Regions from separate parts of the Mus musculus genome. Here region 2 is linked to region 1. Evidence: chromatin loops called from intact Hi-C (ENCODE). Cell type or tissue: left cerebral cortex. All regions are shown on one strand. Each heading gives the region's core, and the rest is flanking DNA. Links, peaks and the distances in the headings are about the cores only.

Region 1 (12,279 bases), core at 1,811-9,810:
TCCAACCCATTTTGTTATACAATTGACTTGGGCTTTAAGATTCTCAGTCCTTCCAGGAGACACAATATTTATCATTTTCAAATGGAAAGCCTGAGAGGGCATGAGAGAGTCACACTCAGCAATTTAGTCTTTCAACATCGATGTATCTGTCCTACATTTCTCTAGCAAAGTTGAATCCCTTTATAATGGTAGTTTACTAGGCATCTCTCTTGGATATTTGTTTTATTAACTATAAATCAGACCAAGTCCCAGTAAATTAATGACAATCTATTGCCAGTTTCCCACTCACATTTGATATTGTAGATAGACTTCCAGGTGAATAATAGTCACTATATTCAACGTAGTGTCAGTCTAGTGATATAACAACCTAGTTATATAATAAATCTAGTGATTTATATTATGCAAATAAATTGTATCATGGGAAAATATTTTATTTAAATACATGTTGTAGATATCCAAAAAGAATTGGAAGTAAAACAAAACGTCCCATGGTTAGAAAGGACAGACAAGTCATGACCTGTAATGCCAGTCCTCCTAATGAGGTTAAAAAGTAAGCTCTGGCCTGCAAAGACCGTGTCCTAAATACCTTGACATTGGCTGTAATAAAATGATGGTTCTATTTTTTACTAAGCTGTTATAATAGTGATTGTTGTATTGTTCTGCTACTCATATATTTTGTGAAATTCTTAAAATAGCTATCCTTTGTTGTTGACTTATTGTAATTTCTTCCATCATTAATGGCCTTGAAAGTGTAGTTATTAGCAAAGTGAGTTGAGCAATTTGTCCTCCTGGAATTAGAACTCTTTTTAAAACCACAGTTTCAAAATTTGGACCAATGCATCGATTTGCTTCAATCTGTCAAAAATAATGGCAACCACTAATACTTCAAGTCAAATGGAAATTTTTCTGCTTAGGAAGTGTGCCCATACCCAGGGCTTGTCTAAAGCCTGCTGTCATAACTCGTCATAGTCGCACCTTATTGTCTGAAAGCTGGGAAAATTATGTTGCTTTGTTACCCTAAGTTTATTTGTATGAGGAAATCAGGATGGGTCTGTCTGTATTGCCCTTGGTTCACACTGGGAAACATTATGTGACACTTTTCCTTCTGATCTCCACCTCAGCGATGCACTCTTCCCATCCTGCTCAGCTGCACTCCCCCTGCATCATCACCTTTCGCAGAGTGCTTGGATATCTTCTTATTTTCTTTCTCTTAAACGAGTCATTTATTTCTTAATAGGTACACAGCATTTAAAAATATCTCGTAATTAGTAAGTATTGGGTTAAGTGGCAGCAAGCCAAATGCAAATGAATTAAACTGACTTGAACTTAATGGACTGTACTGTCCAAGGATGGGATAAGATGGAATCCGTGAGAAAAAAATGGAATCCTGTGTCTGATCTGTGACTTGTCCTTGTGGAACTCTGCTATTCATACTTACTGCGAGTCCTAAATTTGTTTCCATGTTTAAATTTTATTAAGCTTTTATTTATTTATTTTTATTTATTTATTTATTTATTTATTCTATGTATGTGAGTGCATCATTGCTGTCATTAGACACACCAGAAGAGGGCATCAGATCTCACTACAGATGGTTTTAGGTGCTAGGAATTGAACTCAGAACCTCTGGAAGAGCAGTCAGTGCTCTTAACTACTGAGCCATGTCTCTGGCCCCTAAGTTTTTATTTTATTTTTATTTTTAATCATCCTACTGCCCTATTAAAAAATATTTTCCTAAGGAATGAGAACTAGCTCTTATATTTCACCTTGTTGGAACTAAGTGAATATTATTTTTCCAAGACCTAGATTCTCGAACATCTTCTAAGTAATGGGCATGTATGTGAACCCTAAATAATTTAAACATGATACTCCTGCAAGAGAGAGCTCCAATAGCAACAAAGAGGCCATACTGACTATAGCCATGATGCCTCTAACGTGTCTAAGAAAGGCCGTAGAGCTTTATTTTCTAGAACTTTTCAAGAGACCAGACTGGAGGATGTGTGACCTGATCTACATTAAGTGTAGTTGAAGAAGGATGGTATGTAAACCCAGCTGTTCATCATGAAAGGGTTGGTAGCACTCCTTCAATCCAAAGAAAAGTTTTCCTTTGCCTATCAAGGAAACCATTTTTGTAAACCATTATCAGAACATGCTACATGGGAGAAATCACTGTGATCTCTACACTATTTTCCCCCAAAGGTCCACTTAACTGTCTTCCTGAAGACTGTATCCTGTCTGGTTGTTCTGTACCCTCCCTATCTACCTTGACCAAGGATCCTCAATAACTCACTGCCTCTGTGGTCATTTAAAGACACAGACCTTCAGGGAGACTTAAACCCCTGCCAGATATGCCCATTCTCTTCAATGCATGTCTTTCCTCTCTCCCTTTCCTTCTTAGAGGCAGGGCTAGTTATTCAACCATTACCTTTAAACTGTACCCCTATTGTTTCACTACACCAAGGAGTCTTCAGGGTTCTGTGCTGTAAGCAATATGTCAGACCCTAGGGAGACCGAAGAGTCTCCAAGCTCCAAATGGAAAGTGAGAAAATAAAACTTTGATATTGACACAGCAGAGGGTCAGGAAGGACACTCCCTCCTTGGAAATGAGATTGCTGTACTTTTCCCTACAAGCTGCCCTCAGCCAAGAAATACTTCATCTCCCTCTACAGGAACCAGAGTTGAATTCATCTGTGTTTAGCCTGGGACTCCTTTTCAATTTCTCAGGAATGGATGAAGATGCCTTCATCCTAGGAGGAAACCAAGGGAACAGTTTAAATAGTTGTGATTTTCACAGAGATAAGCTTTGCATCTGGGTCCTGAGAAGACACTCCTCCTACTTCATTCACTTCTCAGTCAGCACAAATAAGGTACACCTTGTCTCTCTACTAAAATTAACATGTTATTCTTAAGGATTCTCATAATCTTTATACATCTTAAGCTTAATCTATAAGCCTAGCATCCCCCACCCACACACACACACAAAGAGGTAAATCAAAAGCTTCGTGCATTTTTCTCTTTATCCTAAGCCAGGTTTCCTATTTGAATGGAATTATTTAGTTACTGAGTCATTCCAACTATAAAGCCTTCCGTAGACAGAAAACAACTTAAATTTTATTATGTTGCCATATCAAACAGTCTTATAAATCAGAATGAAATTCAATTTTTGTTTCTAGTAGAACTGTTAATATAATGTTAATAATAACAATTTGGTGATCCATTCTGCATAAATGCATTTGTTTAGCTAATGATATCAAAGAATGCTTACAAAAAGAGAAAACCCCATTCCTACCTAGAAGTTACTTTTCTGTTTTTATTTATAAGTATATGTAGCCCTACATTCAATTTTTACTACATTTATATATCCATGATTTTCTCTACATCCAGTCAAGTTTAGGCAAAAATCTACAAGGGGTGACATTTTTAGTTTCTTCTGTCGTTGTTATTTATCTGAATTTAGTTTTGGATTTCTTTCTTTCTTTTTTTAAGATTTATTTATTTATATGTAAGTACATTGTAGCTGACTCCAGAAGAGGGAGTCAGATCTCATTACAGATGGTTGTGAGCTACGATGTGGTTGCTGGGATTTGAACTCTGGACCTTCAGAAGAGCAGTCGGGTGCTCTTAACCACTGAGCCATCTCACCAGCCCTAGTTTTGGATTTCTAAACTCATAGCTACATTTTATTACCTAACCCTTTTAGGCACTGAAAGGATCTTCATTTGCCATCCATTCATGTCTAGTTTGTTATACATTATGTTGTTGAGGTCTCTCCAATATGTACAATGCACATTTGAAATTTTAAAATCCAAGTCTAAAACATTGTAAAATACTTTGAGATAATTTAAATCAAACATGTCTTGTATTGTTTGGATTTCTCTAAAGAAACAGAACTGAAAGAATGGGATGTATATTTGAAAGGCTGGCAGGATGCTACTGTCCAGGCAGTGCAACAGTGGCTGCCTCACTCTTGAAAGGCTGAGAATCTGGGGATTGTTTAGTCCAGGAGAACTCAGCAATACTAACCCAGACCTGAAGTCATAAAGAGTTCCTGGAGAGCTGCTAATTAGAATCCCTAACGATTTTGTTCTAATACTGGCAAATGAATGCCCCAGCACTGGGAGATAGGAGCATGCTAGTGAACGTGAAGGCAAGCAGACAAAAAGCCAAGTTTTCTTGTCCATTTCCATTTATCTGAGCTGTTACCAGAAGGTGCCACCCAGATTTAGAGTGAATCTTCCTACTTAAAATATTCTGAGCAAAAAGATTTCCCACAGGAGTGCCTAACAGCTTGTGGGGTTTTTTGTTCCCAGATGCAGTCAAGTCGGCAACCAAGATTAGCTATCGTATTATAATCCAATGATTTTTAAGAGATAGATAAATCTATTTGCCCTTCTAGAAAATGTTAACTTTATTTTCCCACTTAGTGCCCTATCAAAAATCGCACAGAGACACAGACATCACACACACACACTATACCCCCTCAAAGCTTCCCTCTTTTCAATTCATGGAAACTTTTCTAAAGGAAGGCAAATTATTTTACTCCAAGTTACAAATAATGAATATTCTCAGAGAGACTTAGCCAACAATTAGATTCACAGTAAGATAAAAAAAATTATTAAAAGAAGATATCTTCTGAGACTCTTTCCCTAAAGGAAAAGTTCAAAGCTGAGAAGCACTAATGAGATAATAGATACAAACTGAATCCTAGGAAGATATTATGAAACAGGTTTCCAGTGACAACTGTTTCACATCTAACCCTCTCCTCTGTACGAGTCTGATTTTTTTATTCTGATATTTACTGGAAAGAATCAGAGTCAGTAGCAGGTATAGCCAAGGGAAAACCTGGAGAAGTGACCAGCCAATGGTCGTGTGTTTTGGAAACCAGCAAAAACATGTTCTGAGCAAACTTTCTCAAACACATCATGTAGAGGAATTTTAATCTGGTAAAATGACTGCTCTGGCAAGAGATCACACCCAGACTATGATCGGGCTGGAATACAGAGGCACCCTTAGTACACACCTGTAATCCCTAACAATTAAGGTAAGGTAAATTTGAAGAAGAAAGCAGCTATGGTTGAAAGTGACATCTAATTAAGCAGCAAAGTGACAAATCAGAGAACGATTTGACAGGATGAGTCAGAGATAGAATATCCCTAACTCACAAAGAACAGCAGAAGGGAGAGAGGCTATTTAAGAACAACAAGAGAGAGAATCGGGGGTGTGTGGTGTGGGGTATGGTAGGTGAGTATGGCAGTTTTACTGGGACCATTTACAGAAACAAGTTCCAGAGAAAACAAGCTAGACCCAGGTGAAGACAGAGTGAGCCAGAGAATGAGAAGGAGCCTGAAGATTAGAACAGATTTCCAAAGTTCGTAAGAGGCTAGGCAGAGCAAGTCTAAAGCGGAGTGAAGCTGGATTGAATTGGCCAGCCTGGAAGATTAGATTGTATGGAGACTAGGAGCTTCCAGACATGGGCTTGGGGATGCTTATAACAGAGAAGAAAACACTCTGGGAGCAGGCAGAGCCATGTAGTCACATGGCTGGGTTATGCCTCTCATCCATCTCACCACTTCCTGTGGGGAAGTAAAGGCAAAATTTACAACGCCAGGCTGGACTTCATTGAGATGTGAGCCACAGCACAGGGGTGGGGCTTCATAGTCCTCAGGACTCAATTCTATTTGGAGAGCTATAAGTTTTGATAAGGATGCATTAGCTCAGTTGCTTAGGAACTCATGGCTTATAAGTAGATGATTGGGTTTCACTATGTTCTATTTCTTCAGCGATAAAATGAAATGAGTAATGCCTATATGGAAAGACTCTGGCACTATTAAATATAACTTATGTGGAACTTGTGAAAAGATCTAGCTAAGAACAGTCCTTTAATGAAAGGGCTCTAATAACTTGCTGAGTATTATGGAGTCTTCTCTATGAAAAGGAAACAAAAATGCTCATATAATCTTTGTAGCTTGTAAAGCAGTTTCCTCCCAGATCTTTCTTTTCTAAGTCTGTGATGGTGAGGGAAGGAATACATTCCATGCTCTCAATATTACAGGAGTAACTAAAATTAGGTTAGGTGCCTTCTCTGAAGTTTCAAGGTAAAAAGGAAACTAACAGGAAAGAAGCTGGATACAGAGCTCGACGTTCGACCCTCAAGGTCTTTCATCCAAGACCCACAATCCATTGGCAGCTCCACCTAGACCAGCTCCAGAGTAGCAGTGTGCAAACAAGCAACCTTCAACATGTCTTCAGCATCATTTGCACATGACTCCCCTGCTTTCTTCCTGTGCCTATCCAACTGAAAACAGATATTCATGACTGGATGGTTCCCAGGAAGTTCAGGAAAAGTAGGTAGTGCATTTCCCTACTTGACCAAGTTTCAATTTTCCATGCCTCCAGCAGATGTGATTAAGTTGTTTTTCATAACTCTTCTGCACATTTCTCTGCAAACCTCTCTCTTGCTCACAGTGTGTTTTTGGTCATCATCATTGCCCTTGTTAGCTCAAAATCCTACTCACTACTATTTTTAGCCTCTCATAAAAACAAGCAAAATCAAAAACAGAATTATAGAAACAGTAGACATAGTTCTATAGTTGTGAAGATATTTTAGAAAGGGAAGGGAGTATTTACAGATTAAAATAAATAAATAAGCCAAGAAGCATACACTTGCTGATATGAGACCCTCAACACATATACAGCAGAGGACTACCAGGTCTGGACTCAGACAAGATGCACCTAACCCTCAAGAGACTGGCGGCCCCAGGGAGTGGGGAGGTCTGGTGGCGAAGGAGGTGATGAGTGTGTGGACATCCTCATGAAGACAGGGGAGGAGGTATGGGATGTGGAACAGTCAGAGGGTGGATGAAGAGGTGGATATAATCTGGACTGTAAAAAACAGATTAAATAAAATTTTAAAAAATTTTAATTGTCCTACCAAAAATAAATAAATAAAAATAAAATAAAATTAACTCAAAAAAAATGAAAAAGAAAATAAAGTGAGTAAAAAAAGTTTAAAAATGTATAAGAGGAAGCAGTGATTAGCTTCTCTGGCTGCCCCACCTGCACCGCCTCTATGCAAGGAGACTACTTCAGACCAACATTCTTTTTTTTTTAATTAGGTATTTATTTCATTTACATTTCCAATGCTATCCCAAAAGTCCCCCATACCCTCCCCCACCCACTCCCACTTCTTGGCCCTGGCATTCCCCTGTACTGAGGCATATAAAGTTTGCATGACCAATGGGCCTCTCTTTCCACTGATGGCCAACTACGCCATCTTCTGATACATATGCAGCTAGAGACACAAGCTTCAGGGGGTACTGGTTAGTTCATATTATTGTTCCACCTATAGGGTTGCAGATCCCCTCAGTTCCTTGGGTACTTTCTCTAGTTCCTCCATTGGGGGCCCTGTGCAAATGGTTTAAACTTATTAATCTTGGTCTTTTTGAATTTAAAGAAATCTCATCTCCTTCCTTATCAATACCCTTAGAGTCCAAACTTTTCCAGATGAGAAATCAAAAGGTAAAAAGATAACAGGGTAGACATATTTCTAAAAATTTTAAAGAATAGCAATTAATCTTCTTGCACCAATATTCCCTAATAACAGTGTTAAAGAAAATCTTTAGCCAACTGAATGCTACTAAAGCTATAAGAAAAATTCTGTGAGGTAGTTTAAATTCCTCACATCAGTTTAAATTTCCAGTTACTTGGTAGACAGCCATGATCTCTTAAGCAAAGAAAGAATGATACGCCATTAGAAAAAAAAAATGTACTTTTTGCTAAGGACAGACCTCTTTCAACACTCTAGGGTTTAGTTTTTTAAAAAAAAAACAAATAATATGATTATAAAAGGTGATTCTTCATGACAGAACACATTCCCCTCAAGAGATTTAGTTATCAGAAAGAATCATTCATAATTTTTAAAGCACTGAAAAAAATAATTGTTTGGTTCAAATTAATTTTACAGTTCTTTGGTTGAGGGTTTGATTATAAAATGTCTCTGTGATCTAAGTCTGAAAATAATTGGAAGGTAGTTATTTTTTTAAAGAGGAATTTTAGTTTTCTTCATTGATATAGTTTTCATGTTTCAACTCACAAAAACACAAGTTTCTAATTTCCAAGGTAAAATTATTTATTCTAACCAATTAAAAAATAAGTTCATTGTCTTAAAAATAAATACAGACAGTCTGGAGAGCTGGTTCAGTATTTAGGAGCCCATGTTGCTCTTCCAGAGGACCCTAATCTACAATTCCAGCTCCAGAGATAAGGTCCATTATTCTCTTCTCTTCTCTGCAGGCACCACACTCACATGTAAATCCCACATAGGCATAACATTGCACTCAAAAATAATAAAATAATTTTAAAACAATAAGTAACAATAGTGGAAGAGATGTTGGCAATGCCATTGGGATGTGGTGTGGCATCATAGCTCTATGCAGTATGGTTGGGCAGCTTGCAGTACCTGAGATGTGAAAATTGTGATTATCCCCTGATAAAGAGTCTCAGCTTTCAAATGAACCAACCTGGCTTAACATAACAGTATAGCTATAATATGCAAGAAATGTGTCCACAGGCAACAGCTGGCTGTCCAGGATCGCATCTGGAACAATAGATCCAACTGGGGTCAGCAAGATGACTCAACAGGCAGATGAGCACTATTTCAGGAGTCCCAGCAGGCAGTAGACAGGTCACATAAATGCAAATCTGTGGACAAGAAGCAGATCTCCCAGAAGTCAGATACAAGGATTCACTTCCCCTGTGGGAAACTGAAACAGCCAAGCAGAGATGAAAGCAATTTATAAAACACTGAAATGTAAACAATAAAACAATCAAATAAACATAGGAAGTTAAAAAGGCAGGAGCCTGATTAGGTTTCCTAACCCAGGAGCAAAATCAAAGCAGATGCGATTTGACTCACATACCTGTAAATTTTACATGCTCTTACATCTCCATGCCTGCAACATTACCAGTTCTGATTACCAGCTCAGGTTCTCTGCTAAGTGACTTGGTGTCTGCACAGAGGCAATCACAGGTAGGAATGCCCCAGTTTTCCTACAATTCTGAAAAATCTGTAAAGTAAACGTGGTAATATCCAGCAACCAGTTCAATGAGCGATTGATTAAAAACCAATCAACTAAAATAAAAGTCAAGAAACTGTAATTATCATCTACTTGAGCATAGGAATGCTGTGTGAAATATGCCTACCTGATCATGGGGAAAACAATTCCCCATGTATAACTGTGTAAACCCAGCCTGATGATACTTTACACAGGAGAGATCATGGCTGAATTCCTGAAGACCGACTTTGGGTCATGGATGTTACAATGTGTTGATTGTGAAGTCTCAGCCACTATGGATGTGCATAACATTAGAATGAGCCCACGTGTTTGTTTCAGTTCCAGCCATCCATACTTTCATTCCAGATCTCCAAGAGGTAAACATTGATAATGTGCCCAAAGATTTTTCATCTACATCTTGCACAGTGTATTCATAACATTGAACACTTAAATTTAGAAAACACAAAGAGCATTTTGCTCTCTGTCTCTGAAGAAAGTCATTATAACTTATTAAGTAAACAGCTTACATTTCAAGTGTATTCGTACAATTAAGAGACCACCACAATGGAATAATTACAGCTCTACTGAACCAACTGTCTAGTAGCTGTGTGATGGAGCCTTTGTTCCTTTATTTATTTTACAAAGAAGAAGAAATTAAGAAATCAAAAATTAACCATGCTAAAGTTAAAGAGAGACAGGAACAATAATGAAAAAAGCCTTTCAAATGTCAATTTGACCAATGAAAATTCAAAATACAGTCTAAGTTCTGCCAGTCACCTGTGCATTATATTAAACATCCATACCTATAAATCTTTCACAGACTTTGAATTATCCACTGAAAAACATAAATATCCACCTTTTAGAAACACAATTACACTGATATTATGCTGTATGAAATGATCAACAAATGTGAAATTAAATGCGTGTTTTAGGATAGTTAATACCAATATCTAGCACAAATTTAAAATTCTTTGGAAATTATCCACTTAGAAACAATAATTTTGTTCATAATTTGAATGAATAAAAGACTACAATGAACAACTCTGTCTATTCTGTCCTTTTTATAACAAATCCATGAATTTCTGCCACCGATCCTCTGGAATCTTCTTTGGCTAGTGAGCATATGCAGCAATGTATTTGCACATGTGCTAATCTATGAGCCAAGTTTCTCCTGGTGTTTGCCATGAAGTGTTGAAAATTATCAGCTTTCTACCTATTGAATACAAAACAGTATTTCCACAAAACAAATACACTTTATTGATCATAAAAAACCTGGATAAGTCCTATAAATTGATATAAGAGTCATTTAGCTTTAATTTAGATTTACGCAATATAAATAACAAAGGAAACAAACATAGTCAGTGTCCCTTGTGGCTTGACTTAAACAATATTCACTGTAGAATATAAAAAATTATATTTTATAACAAAATGAAATTTCTATCCATCATGAGACAATTTACTATGTAGCTTGATATTTTCTAAAGTGTTTCTATTTAGATCGCAATGCCTGCTTTTCAGAGGATGGCCTAGTTGGTCATCAATGGGAGAAGAGGCCCTTGGTCCTGTGAAGGCTCTATGCCCCAGTGTAGGGGAATGCCAGGGCCAGGAAGAGGGAGTGGGTGGGTGGTGAGCAGGGGGAGGGGGCAGGAGATAGGGGTTTTCAGAGGGGAAACTAGGAATGGGGATAACGTTTGAAATGTAAATAAATAAAGAAAATATTCAATAAAAAAAGAAAGAAAACAAGGGATTCGTGTCTGTTTTACTTAATTTTTTAAATTGTATTACATTTTATTTGGTGTGAGAGTGTGTGTGTGTGTGAGAGAGAGAGAGAGAGACAGAGAGAGACAGAGAGACAGAGACATAGAGACAGAGACAGAGAGACAGAGACAGAGACAGAGACAGACAGAGAGACAGAGACAGACAGAGACAGAGAATGTGCATGTGGAGGTCAGGGAACAGCAAATATGAATCAACCTCTTCTTTGACCTTGTACTTCGCCAGGATAGGACTTGGACCCTTATGCTTGGCTGCAGGTGTCCTTTTCCCATGTACTTCACAGAGAAAACACTCAAATCCTTAGACTTGGCTACACATGTTCTTTTACCAAAAAGCTTCATCTCGTCAACTTGCTCCCATAATGCCACAGTTGCTGTGGGTCTTTCAAATTGTGTTACATTGTATTTGGTGTGTGTGAGTGCATGTGTGCGTGCACACATGTGCGTGTATATGCGTGTGTGTGTGTGTGTGTGTGTGTGTGTGTGTGTGTGTGTGTGTGTGTGTCATAATGTGCATGTGGAGGTCAGTGAACAGATTTGTGGGGCTAGGAGAGGATGTTTTCAACACTCTTTTTGGGCTGTGAATCCTATGAACTGTTGTAAGAACTGGCATGGAGAAATATGCCATTGGTAGAAGAATGCTGCAGATGATCTGGGATAACCAGCAGCTTTCTGATTGGATGTCAGACCCTCCCCACAGGGACAAACCTGTGCTTCCTGTAGTAAACATGTTCCAGAACCCAAGCATATGAAACTCACAGGCTCCAGAGGTGAACCTATGACTGTTATTCTGGGATATCAATCTGCTCTTTAAGTTTGCATGTGTATAACTGGGCATTAGAAGAGCATGCAAAGCCCCTTAAGGAATTTCTTACTTTAGTGAACCGTGGTTAGTGCAGAATCTCATAACTAGTCAAAGGGTAGATAACAAGTACTTATAGAGTGCTCAGCCACGGAGGGAAGATCTACAAAACAAAACCTCCTGTCTATAAAACTCTCAATCCATAGGGAAGGAAGTAGAAGAAAAATGATAAGAGGCAGAGATTGGCTAGTCAAAATGGTGTAGGAGAGAGGGTGAGGTGGGTGGCACAGACCAGAGGGAAATAGTGCCTTCTTTGTACTTGACAGACACACTCTACTTACGAAGTCACAGGAGCTGTGGTGGCCTATACAAGAATCTTATATAATCTGATTTCTCTGTGTCTTACAACCCAAGTGTGTTGGGTCTTCAAAAATAGTGGCCTTTCTTAGTGAAAGGCATGAAAAATAAATAAATATAAAAACTTTGTGAAGTATTTCCTGTATATACATCCTTTTGTGAATTTGATTTTTTTTCTTAGAAGATCACATTTGCTAGATCATAAAGTCATATTTTGGATGATCTTTCCTAGATAAAGTGGTAATTTACATCCATCTTCTATCTCTTAAAGAGTAGCTATATATTTCAACATTTC
Region 2 (12,279 bases), core at 2,155-10,154, 260 kb before region 1:
TGAGTAATATACCCAGCACCACACATGTGAAGCATATATAAAGCTTATTTATTTATTATGTTGTAGGCATTGTTAAAACATTTGCATGTTTAAATTCTTAATAGCTTAGATTAAAGTCAAAGTGAATAACCATGTGAGTTTTAAGAGATATATGAGTCTATTTTGCATCTTTGCTCATAATTAGGAGACTGGGTATTAAACTATATATTTCATAGGATTTTGAGAGCTCAAAAAACCCATAATATCTGGTTAGAGTTTAAGAGATGAGGATGGTAAGATATAATTTTCCAGCCAGGAAAGAACCCTGATTGTCACCCTCTGGTTTTATTCTATTATTGGGTGGGCATAGATTAATATACTTGTCTCCACTGTGCCAATATATAATGCATGAACACAATTACTGGGATAATTTAGAAACAGGATACCTTTAATCTTCTGTTCAAATCAATCAATTACAATGCATAGATTATGGAATGTTATATGACTTTACATAGCCTCATGAATAGAACTGATCTTAGTTAAATGTATCTAAGGAAATATGAAGCCTATAATCTTACTTATATATTACACGGGCTTTGGAAACTTATCATGTATTTCATTAACTAATCCTAATAGACACTCTGAGAGTTTTACCTAAAGAGAAAATATTCTAGAGAACAGAATTCCATTTTTCCTCTTGAAGAACATTCTATGATTTTACATAGCCTCATGAATAGAACTGATCTTTGTTAAATGTGTTGAAGACAATGTGAAGCCTATAATCTCACTTATATCTTACATGGGCTATGGAAACTTATCATGTATTTCATTAACTAATCCTAATAGATGCTCTGAGAGTTTTACCTAAAGAGAAAATATTCAATCATAAGCAGAAACATTACACAGTAAACTTCTGCATGTCAAATCTTCGTATCCTGTAGTAGAGAAAACGTTTGTTTTTACAAAATACAATGGGAATGGTTATTACCTTAAAGTGGTTCTCATTTTCTGAGCTGGCAAGTCATTTAAAATGTATTAGCCAGCCATGTTGCTTTGTTATAATTTGCTCTTGTATTATTGTGTCACGAAACCTTATAGGCAATGAAACTTTATACGGAAAACTTACAATCCACACACTGTATTCTTTTCTCCTCTGGAGTCCTTGATTTGGTGGGTAATGTGAACTTGAGTTTAGTTTAAAAGCTAAGTAAAATGGGAAGGTGTTTAAGAAATGTCTCAAAAATAGCAACTTGTGTTTTTCTAGGCATTTGGTGACTAAGATCAGGGTTTTGTGTCTTAACAGCCACTTGACTGAGTTTGCAGTTCCACTGTCATTGGTTGGCATCCTCAATGAATACTCACTAATGGCAGTCTAAGAATCAGCACCACGGATAGCTCCATACATTTTTAGCTTCTGAAACCAGGAATGGTTCTTGCAAGCACAGCTGCATCTAGGGAAGAAAAACACTAAATAATCTACCTACACGGAAAAAAGAAAAGAAACCATGTATCAGAAAAGTGTGTCCTCAATATTTCAATGGACACAACTGCACAGAGTCAAGAAAAATCAAGCTAATAACTAGAAAATTGAACTTTTCCAGGCACTGTCTTCCTTTGGATTTGTTTTCAATACTTTCAATGAAAACAGTTAGAATTTCTTCGGTTCTTGTTTTTATTTAGAATTTGGGGGTGTAGTTTTCTAAAATATAAAAAAGTGTTGTGTGAATCTCACAATATACCTTCTTTACCACAATATATGTTCACCCTCCTAAGTGAACATTGCCTCTTGTCACTTAGCCCCACTCTGATTATTTCACTTCATATTTGAGGTATAACTGAGATAATGTGAACCCTACTGATGTAGACAAAGCAGGACTATGGGCTGCACCCTGATCTATCAGCGACCCTCATCCATGCAGCTATATGTCCTTATGAAAGTCTGTGGGCCTTTATTGACAGCCAGAAACAAGAGATTTGTCTAAGTTCTCTTTTGCAGATTGAAATGGTGACCGAAAATACTTACAAAAAGGGGCGTGGATAGAGCTATTAAAGCTGACTACATAAATGAAGGGAGAGAAGTAAGAGGAGAGGAGAAGAAACCTGGAAAAATCTACTTTGAAAAGATGTTTCCTTAGCACAGCTTGCCTTAAGTCTCCAGGAACATATGAACCAAACAAAGTGCATGTATAATCAGGAAGAGATTCCCACATGGGAAGCCTCTGTGAAGCTAAAAGGAAGAGGTCTCAATGTTTCCCTTGGAACTCTGTCTTATGCAAGTACTCCCTTAGCAAAGGTGAGAAAACAGAAGGAATTTGGCTACTGGGTTTAGGAGGTAATTAACAAGGGAGGTCACTTGAAGGCAGGGAACTCCTAGCCCCACCCACCTTTTGTTCCTTCTCCCAGGCGCTCAGCCTCACCCTTTTCAAACTCTGGGCTTGTTTTGTACCATTTGCTTACACAATCTTTGGCCTTAACATCGTTCTGTCAACCTCTAGCACAAGGGAGACCCAGTCACCCTCATCATTGCAACTCCTCTGGGACTCCCTTGGGGAAACCCGGTATGCTCAGCGGTGCTTTGGATAGTCCTGGCTTTATTCAGAGACCACCCCTGAGGGTGTCAGGGTCAGAGCTGAACCCTGAAATTGTACCTGCACTCTTAGGTGGCTCATCTTCGATCTTCAGCATCCCGAGCGCCAGCAGAGCCTAGAAGCACTCATTAAAGGGCTGGGCTGGCTTCCCACCTGTCTTTTCTTTGCAACTGAGGGCGTGTTAGCTACCATAGTGTGAATCCCTTAAGGATGGAGCCCTGTGGCTAGTGGCCATGGAGATCACCTTCCCAGAGTAGCTGTTTTATCACTGAGTTTGGGAGATTTCTTGGCTGCCTTCCGATAAGGCACGCTTGAGTAACCCGAGCTCTGGCGGCGCCCAAGCTCCCAGGATAAAGGCTGTGTGTGTGTGTGTGTGTGTGTGTGTGTGTGTGTGTGTGTGTGTGTAGGGGGAGAGGGCGGGGACAGTAACGTCAACCCCCACCCTGCCTCCTTTTCTTTTTTCCCTTCCTGCAAAAGGCGCACAAGTCTTCCACCCTACCCCACCCCCGCCCACCAGCAATCCTTGGGGCTCTGGGCAACAGCCAGGTTAAGCCCATTTGCACTGAGAAATTGGCGCTGTTTGGGAGAAGAGAAACAGATCGATTGCCCTTGTGACTCCCCGCCCCGCCACCCCAGCCCAGCCCGCCCCCCGCGTTCCTCGGCCCTCCTCCGCCACCTCCCGCACCCCGCCTCCTCCCCTCCCCGCCCCCAAGCCTCTCACTCGACGCAGGCCGGTGCGAGGCCCCCTCCGGAAGGTGAGCGGGATGGATTGGACTTCGGCGGAGAACGCGGGTGTCTCGAAGTGGTGCTAATGGGAAGAGATTTCTGCTCCCCAAAGAAGATGCGCTGCCACAAAGAGCGGCTTGCGCGCCGGCCTGGGCTCTAGCCCGGGAGACATCCCGGGAGAACTCTGAGCTCGGAGCGCTCGGCGAAGACCCGGGGCAACATGCCTGTTCGCAGGGGGCATGTGGCACCGCAAAACACCTTCCTGGGGACCATCATACGGAAATTTGAAGGGCAGAGTAAGTTCGTTTGTTCTCTCCCTGTCGCTCGCTTTCTGCTTTGGTAGAGCACTTGGCGTCCGTCACTTCCAAGCTAGAGGGATGGACAACTCCAGGTTGTCAAGTTAGAGGCTGGGAAAGCCAGGCAGGCAGTTCAGATGGCAGCGGGGGTGTTCTAATATTAATTTGGATTTACATTTTATATTATGGACTCCATTGTACAAGGCAATTTGATCCTCCTCTCCCACTGCTCCATTATCTGCCTTGCTACTTCATGCCCTACTAGTCTACTACCTTAAAGGGAACGTGCTGGTAAAACATGGGCTTGTATTCTAAAGCTTTTTCTGTGGCAGACTTTGTAAAGTCAGGAGCAGAACCGACTATAGGCTGGAAACAAGAACATGTAAATGGTAGTGGCGATGCCAACAGCTATGCAAACTGTTTTCTGCTGGTAAACTGCTGGGCTGTGGAATGTCAAGGATGCTGTTTGCTTGATGTTAGTTGGCTCTTAAAACTGAACTTTGTACGGAAACTGAAAATAGACGCAAAAGAATAATTTGGTGAGCAGTGGACTGGTTTGAGTGCAAGCAGCTCACTACTGAAAAACCGTATTTGTGTCTCTTTGTCGCTCCCTAAATATAAGGTGTAGAAATTTAAAAATTGAAGGGCAGTCTGTAAATCCCACAGAGATTGAATGTAGAAAAAAAATTTCTGTACTCATGTAAGCAAGCCACCAGGAATTATTTTCTATAAATATAATAATTTAAAATCCTGTAGTTATCCATTTGTATTCTGCACTAAATCTACCTCAGCGTGCATTTATGTTGCATACATTATATGTTTCTCCAGTACTGCACTTAGTGATGTGAAGATCTGGTACCTGTGAACAACATTAACTTCTCTATTCTGTTCCATATTCTTTATGGAAATAGCAAATATAACTTGTTATCACACCTAATGTGACTTGAATTAAAATATCTATTACATAAAATTATAGCTTGTTCCAAACAGAAAGTTTAAAAACTGTTTTCTATCACTATTCAAACTGTATAGTGTGCATTTTCTTTTTATCTTTTGGAATTGAACATTATGAAAGTATGAAGGTTTATTTTATTTATTGTTAATAAATGTGGAGTCATTTCATTGCTAAAGATAAGTGTCTTAAAAAATATAAGCATGTATTTAAAAAAAAAGAAAACCATATGCCTTCCTTATAGAAATCAAGTAAAAGCAAATCTAAAAATAAGGTACTTTAAGATAGTTGCATTCTAAGGTCCAGTCAAAGTTGAAGTGAGAAACCTGGCAGTTACAGAATGTTTTAATTTTCTAATTTAAGAAATTTTTATCATTCAACTAAATGGCATTCTAGAATTATCCATTGGCAAACTGCTTGTCAGTGTGTCCACCAGGACCTCCTGGGACTCAAAGAGCTTGAGAACTAGGCAACTTGGAAATTTCTGTTCTTGCAATTGAAGAGAAATTGTCTTAATTTCTTGTATTAAATCACGTATTTCCACAGATCTCACACCTCAAGTTTGTATAGGGGTGTGTGTGTGTGTGTGTGTGTGTGTGTGTGTGTGTGTGATTTTTGTAATTCTCTTGGAAAGGTCTAAATGATTGGCATTTGGGGGAAGCCACTGTATTTCTGACCCTCGTTATGCAACAAATGGCTTTAGTGTTTGTGAGAACCTTTGGGAAGATTTTAAAAGAGATGTCCTACCATCTTCTTGTTGCAGATAAAAAATTTATCATTGCAAATGCCAGAGTGCAGAACTGTGCTATCATCTACTGCAATGATGGCTTCTGTGAGATGACGGGTTTCTCCAGGCCAGATGTCATGCAGAAGCCGTGTACCTGTGACTTTCTCCATGGGCCTGAGACCAAGAGGCATGATATTGCCCAGATTGCCCAGGCGCTGCTGGGGTCAGAGGAGAGGAAAGTGGAGGTCACCTACTATCACAAGAATGGTAATGTGGATCCAGCTAGGATTCCTTCTATTTGATTCCCTTGTAGTGAAATTCCGATTACCAAAAGTTCATATGCAGACGAAACCTCACATAATTAATTGTAGATGGAATTTTTTTTTACATGTAAAGTCTCAGTATCTGAGAAGTATGAATGTTCTTATTTGACCAGTGACAAAACTTCTTCTTTGTGTAAGCATACCTTGTTTGAACTCTGTAGAGGTGCAGTAACTTAATGTCACCAAGGACGAAAATGCCATAAGTCACCCCTGACACTTTTCAAGGGAGTGGTGTGAGAATTAGTAACTCACTGTTTGCATTTTTCATGCATAGTGTGAGTCGGTACATACTATCTGCCTGACATTGAATATATTACCACGGTCTTCATTAAAACAGTGTAATCTGAAATGAACATTGGTGCAGTGATAAGTGTATCTTGGCTTTTAAAGTGTTGGTTGTTGGTACTTTTGTGTCTTTCAACTGTTTTTAGAGAAGATTAGGTACAGTTTATAAAAACCTCTACAACTGAGTGACTAAACTTGGTTCCATGCAGTTGTTATAAAATAAGAGATGTAGAAGACATTACTTGTAAGAAATACAGAAAAGGAGCTCTGAATGTGCAGTTATTAATATTCACTTGTTAAGTTGTTAAGTTATTAGTATTAAAATTAAGACTAGTATTTCAAGCTCAAGGACACACTACTTTCTTATAGCCTTTCCCTGGGAACAATGTGCATGCATTTACATTGTAGCATACACATATGAATGTGCACATGCATGCATGCATGTGAACACACATATATATTCAGATATAAATAACTGAATATAAATAGGTTAGTCTATATGAATACTCACATAATTCACTTTAAAGCATAGTTGTAGTCTCACATCTACACATGTAAATTACCCATTTAGTAAAACATTTGTAGAAAACAAGTACATTGTAGGTTATTTTGCCAATATTGCATCATCTATTTTGCTGTTTTATTTACAAAAATTAATGAGGGTGAGGAGAATCTGCTCAGACTTTTAGAAAACCCTTAAGCTTGGCAATGCATGCTATCCTATAGGCTACACCGGATTATGACTTATTATTTGAAAACTACAGAGAAAAAAATAGCAAAAGAAAGGTTAATTCTTTGTCTTATTTTCTTGTAATTAAATGTTTCAAAGTAAGAAATGTACAGTTCTTAATTACTGGATTTTTCTCCATCCTATGAACTTGCACTTGAGTGGGAATTGCAATCGAGTATTACTGGAAAGGCAGGTTTGTATGACTTTATATTGCTCTGGAATGAAGGCAATTATATGATTATCAGAGAGCAAAGGAATTGAGCTGTAAGTTCTTCCCAGTTCACTCTTATTTTCCGCTCAGTAGCATTGTATATTATAAATAGCCCAATTGCTTCATTGTTAGAGATACTGCTTCACAGAGACTATCACAAAGCACTGCACCTTATCTCTTTTGCCTATTTTGTTCCAAGAAGTATGCCTTTTGAAATTTTAAGAATTTCTTTGAAATGTAGGTTATTTCTTCTCTAAATGTTCCAGAGGATGTTGACATGGTCTACATCATGGTTGTTTAAGGCTTGGCAGACATAATTGTTGTTATATTTTCAAGATTGCTTCAGAATGTTTTCATCTTTAAAAAAGTTAAAGTACTACTCTAGTTAAGCCAGTGAGCTGCTAAGCAAATTTTTGGTTTTAAATAACAATTCTATCTATTGTATTGAAACTAAAATGTGGAATTTTGGACACTCATCACTTCATTCACTATAACTGAAAAGATGAGCTCAGAACAATTTTCAAGAGGAAATTTATAGAGAAGCACAAACCTGTTGGTTACAAGCCTGCAGTAAAGTTGTCAGCGTATTGCCCATTGCAAATGTATGTCTGAATGCTTTGCTTAGCTATATGAATTTTGAGGGGGAGGGGAGAGAAGAGAGAGAGAGCGAGACAGAGAGACAGAGAGAGACAGAGAGAGGCAGAGAGAGACAGAGAGACTAGAGAGAATTTTGTACAAGGAACCTTTGGAAGTTTGTGGAAATATAGATATGTTATTTTTTCATACAAATTTTGTCTTTATTGATGTTTTCAGGTATGGCACGCTTCTAAGGAGTAGCGCCTCTTTAGAGTCAACAAGAAACTGTCTACTTAGCTTTAGTTAGTAGAGGAAATAAATAGATGAACTCACGGATTTTTCCCCCCAAGGAAAGGTTATTAACTCAGATCCCCTGGAAGACGGTTAAGATAGAGATATATTTCCCTTCTTGGGATCCAATAAACTAGTGGATGGCTTAATTTTGAGAGTTTGTTGGTTTATTCACACGACAGCTATAAAATCAGTAAAAGCTTATGAGACCCAAATGCTTTGATAGTCTCACCTCTTATTGACCTGCTGCAGGCCACTTTATATTTATAAAAGCAGACAGACAGAAGAAAAACACAACATAGAAATATTTTCATTGGTTTGTTTCTTAATGTTTCCTTAATGCCTTTTAACTAAGTTCATCTACTTCAATCACTTGTATTTTTGTTGTTTTTTTTTTATTCTTGATTCTATTCAGTAAATGCTTCCTATTTTATTAATTCAGCAATTCAGTCATATATATATATATATGTATCTCACGATGAGAAAGTGAGGAAGTGTTCCTATATTCTGTGCTTTCCATTCATTCATGATGGATCAACAAAATACGTTTAAGCATCAAAATATCTGAGGAGTGAACCATTATTTTTGAAAGCTTGCTTTTTGAAGTGCCTCATTGGCTTGCTGAGCAGGGGAAGCCAGAGCTGGTCCCAGTGGAAACACGACATGCCGCACAGTTCACTAAGAAGCAGTACTTCCTATCTTGCTCAGTATGTGACTGTTCTAGGTAGAGTAGAGATTGCTGTTTACCAGAATATCAATTCTTAAAAACCCACTTATCTGAAGTAGAAGCACTTGACAGCTCTTCCTTTGAGAATTCTATTTTACAGTTTAAGTCATTATTGCATAAATCATTCTTGGCAGCTCTGAATGTTGCTTGAGGTGATGAAGCTGTAAATCTTTTGACACGAAACTCTAATTATATAAAACTATAATTACACTGAGGCTTATATAAGGGTGGGCATGTATTTTAATATGGTGATACCTTCATGTTTAAAAAAAATACCTTAAAATGGGGTCGTGATTGGGATCTGGAAAACATTATTTATTCTCTTGTTTGTGGCTTGTAGGTGATGGAATAAGAAACATAAAACAATAGCTTAATCTGCTCTACTTTAATTTACTTGGTTATCTGAATTTTAGTGCACCCTATCATCAAAATAGCTTGTTGATCACCCTACAACCTTACTATATAAGTGTGTAGCACAAGTTTCTAAACAACTTTAAAAATGTGGAAAACCAAAGTAAACTTCAGTAAAAATAAGGGAGCATTATGATTTTAGCATTAAGATTCTAGACACAGTATAGTCTCAATTTTACCAACCAAGCAGTGTTACACGTAGTTGTCTTTCTATTCTTTGTGCTGCTTTTCAATAGCTAGAGAATAGAAAGTGGCTAAGGAGAGTCCTTAACCCATCAGCTCAGAGTACCAGAGGCAATGTATAATTCCACTAAAGTTGAAAATGGCCTTGGTTGGTTAACATTGGATTTCTTGTCCCTGCAAGCTATGCAGAAAGATCTAAAAGGCTTTGTTCTGCAGGTAAGAGTGAAGGCTCCTTCTGGGATTTACCTCTCTCTCCTAGGTGACATGTTAATTACAGGTACATACAGGGCAATGGTGGTCTATGTTTTGAGGTATACGACAGCACAACAAAAGTTCAAGTGCAATTTCTAAACCAAAGATGTTTACAGGAAGTTGTTTATAAACAAAGAGAAATGTAGAGAGGAACATTATGACATTTAGAGTCAGTTACTACTCTTTCTCTCTTCCCCAGCTTTAAAATAACTACTAATATAATCCTTTTACCACACTTTGTCACTTGCACATTATAATGACGTCTTAAGGAAGCAATGCGGTTTAGTTAAAATTTTAGTCATATGAAATAACTATTATAATACCTTTACATAAGCTTCATGCACATAATATATTCTGCTCTTCTAATTCTTGGATTGTGTAGTAGAGATGCAGATGGTGGTTTTAAATACAGAAATAGCAATATAGTTTGTGTGTGTGTGTGTGTGTGTGTGTGTGTGTGTGTGTGTGTGTGTTCAAGCAACAGGAAAGTTTTCCAAGGAGTGTGTTGCCTGTGATTTCTTTCACTTTCCCTCTCGACTTCTCCATACTTTATCCCATATGCGCATTGTTATATCTGAGATTCTAAAATTCATTTTCTTTCCCTAACATCTCATGCCTTCTGGAGTTTATACATGATCCATTGTATCTCTTAAGAAAATAACCATTCTGATAAAGTAGTCCTCCTACAACTGCAAAACTTCATTTCATTATTGTCTCATATGAAACCAAAAGGTCCTGAAGATTGGAGAGGTCTGATCTTAGCTTGATACTGTACTCTCCAGCTGTACACTCGTGATCACTGATGCCAAAAGGTACAATCTTTTCTGGTGGCTTAGGAAATGACTTCTTGGTTATTTTTATCGATTTCAAGGGACAGAATAGGATAGTCAGAATAGCTTGCTTTTCTGCTGAACTTGAAGGGGTTGTGTTTGCTCTGTTCTCTGTTTTGGTTATTTGTTATAAATAGGTACTGGGTCTGTTGCAGCCAGCTTCTGAGGGAATCTTAGGACAGTTGAGCTCATGGAGCTAGTGGGTATAGATAGTATGAAGCAGTGAGATGAGCTGTTCATCTTGCCATTTGATTCAGAAGCCAGAAAATCACTTCTAACTTTTTTCTCGTCTATCTACCTGGTCAAAAAATATTGCACAGTACTTCTCCTGCTTCTCCATTCACTGTCAAGTCCTTTGATTAAATTCTACATGACCCACTTTTGGAAGCATGGAAGTATTGTTTTCCGTCTCTGCAATCGGCTTCTCGCATTGCCATCAGAGGGCTCTTGCTAAAACATGAATCACACTGATGATTTAGTGAAACTAAGAATCACTGTAAGTGAATTTTATGCATTAAGTAAAGGGTACAATTCCATACAATATGTGCCCTACTAATCACCCTTTACAGAAAGAACACTGGGATGAGAGAGCCTGAGTCTGAGTCATTTGTCAGGTCCCAGTGTTCAAAATTGATGATGGGTCCCAAGTTCTTAGCAGCTTTTCCTCACTGCTCAATGCACCTATGCAAGGCCATGGGCTGCAAACTTATACTCTTTAAAACTCTCAGAATAAAGTTCAGCACTTCTATTCAGTGTTTTTGGTGGCCTTCAGAATCAAATTTACTTGGGTTTTCAAGTGGAAAATATTTACATAAAACAAGGTAATTTTTCATCTCTAATATCAAGGTTAACTTGCTCAAATTTACCTTCCTGTTACCTTAATTTCCTTTTCCCATATTAGAAAATAACATCTCTTTTTTAAACCTAGGTATCCTGGCCACAACACTATCTGTGACATGGCTTCTTGTCTGTACTGTGTTCAGAGAAGATCAGTTAATTGGGATAATTAGCAAGGTTGTTTCTCCTACAAATTTCATGCTTCAAACATATTTGATTATTGCAATGTGTGTATATATATATATACATATATATAATCATGTATATATAAACATATATTTGTAAGTTTCAATGTATCTATGTGTGTATGTATGTATGTATGTATGTATGTATGTATGTATGTACGTATGTACGTATCAAGGCTATCTATGTAAAATCCTCAGAAGATTTATTTTCTCTTTGGCCTTTTCCTCCACTTCTGACCTTCTGACCATCACAGATCTTCTGAAGAAGGAAGAAAAGACATTTTTCTGATGTAATTCCTGATTGCCTCCAGAGTTCACTCCATTGAATGTCTAGCTGTTTGGTTCTTGATTCCAGCCTGAATTCTGGAGTAGACTAAAAATTATGGTCAATACTATAAGTTATGGTCATTAAATGAATCTATTTTCTGAACACAAGCATAAAATATTAAGTCTCCTGATTTAAGGACTCAGAAATGTAGATCAATGCTGGCTACAAGTTTTGAGTTTAGTAAATGTGCTTTGAAGAATGAACATGGAATGCAAAATAATACCATAAATTTATAAAAGTTGAAAAATTGGTAGGGAAAGTGTGATGTTTTGGTTTATAAAAATCACATATAATCTTTAGGATAGTTTTATCCTTAGTTTATTAATGATCATTTATATATATATATATATGACATATATATATATTAGCTTGGTTAATATTTGATTTCTTTTTTTGTTTGTTTGAGATAGTATCTCTAATAACTACTTGTGTTACTCAATATTGGCATTTTATATGTGGTTTATCATTATCATTTAGTATTTTCTTTTTCATTTTCTTTTAAGACATGGTTTTACTCTGTAGCTCAGGCAGACCTGAAAATTGCTGTTTAGCCTGGCTGCCCTCAAATTTGAAATGTTCCTGCCTCAACTTCATGAGTGTTGAGACTGTGGAGGTATACCACTATACCCAGTTCTGCTCATCTTTTATTGAGATTGTTTAACAGTAATGACACGTTGGCGCTAATGTAATAATGACCAGATAAAGTCCAAAAAATAATTATTGTAAGTAATTAATTTTTAGTCAGATTATTATTTCCTCTTTCTTAACAATGATGTCTATATTTAGTAACAATGACAAATAAGAAATTTGCACTGCTGTAACAACGTATAAATTTAAATCAC

Evidence for each region. Hi-C counts contacts between places; a loop is a spot of excess contacts. Peaks named below come from ENCODE experiments on the same cell type or tissue, not always from the same donor. Only the 100,000 strongest peaks of a DNase experiment are listed, where the experiment ranks them.
Region 2: it touches region 1 in a loop (9-fold over the local background); 2 of 42 quality-filtered maps call a loop at or near these places.

The regions. Positions count from the first base shown.
Region 1 is chr2:62,915,914-62,928,192 of GRCm38, reverse strand. The region is part of intron 2 of Kcnh7 (potassium voltage-gated channel, subfamily H (eag-related), member 7); the gene reads left to right. Among named protein-coding and RNA genes, the nearest start is that of Gm52513, 46 kb to the left of the region's middle. In left cerebral cortex, for the core only: a CTCF peak has its summit at 2,660; DNase peaks (open chromatin) are centred at 2,683, 4,210 and 5,229; H3K27ac peaks cover 1,780 bases.
Region 2 is chr2:63,175,312-63,187,590 of GRCm38, reverse strand. Kcnh7 (potassium voltage-gated channel, subfamily H (eag-related), member 7) reads left to right here and starts at 3,304. Exons shown (of 16, transcript NM_133207.2): 1 at 3,304-3,589; 2 at 5,305-5,535. The coding sequence starts at 3,514. It overlaps Gm34110 (a long non-coding RNA gene), which reads right to left and starts at 3,888. Exons shown (of 3, transcript XR_866371.2): 1 at 3,289-3,888; 2 at 1,342-1,430. In left cerebral cortex, for the core only: no CTCF peak of the experiment used is centred there; DNase peaks (open chromatin) are centred at 5,420, 8,404, 9,253, 9,741 and 5 more places; H3K4me3 peaks cover 5,076 bases; H3K27ac peaks cover 6,607 bases.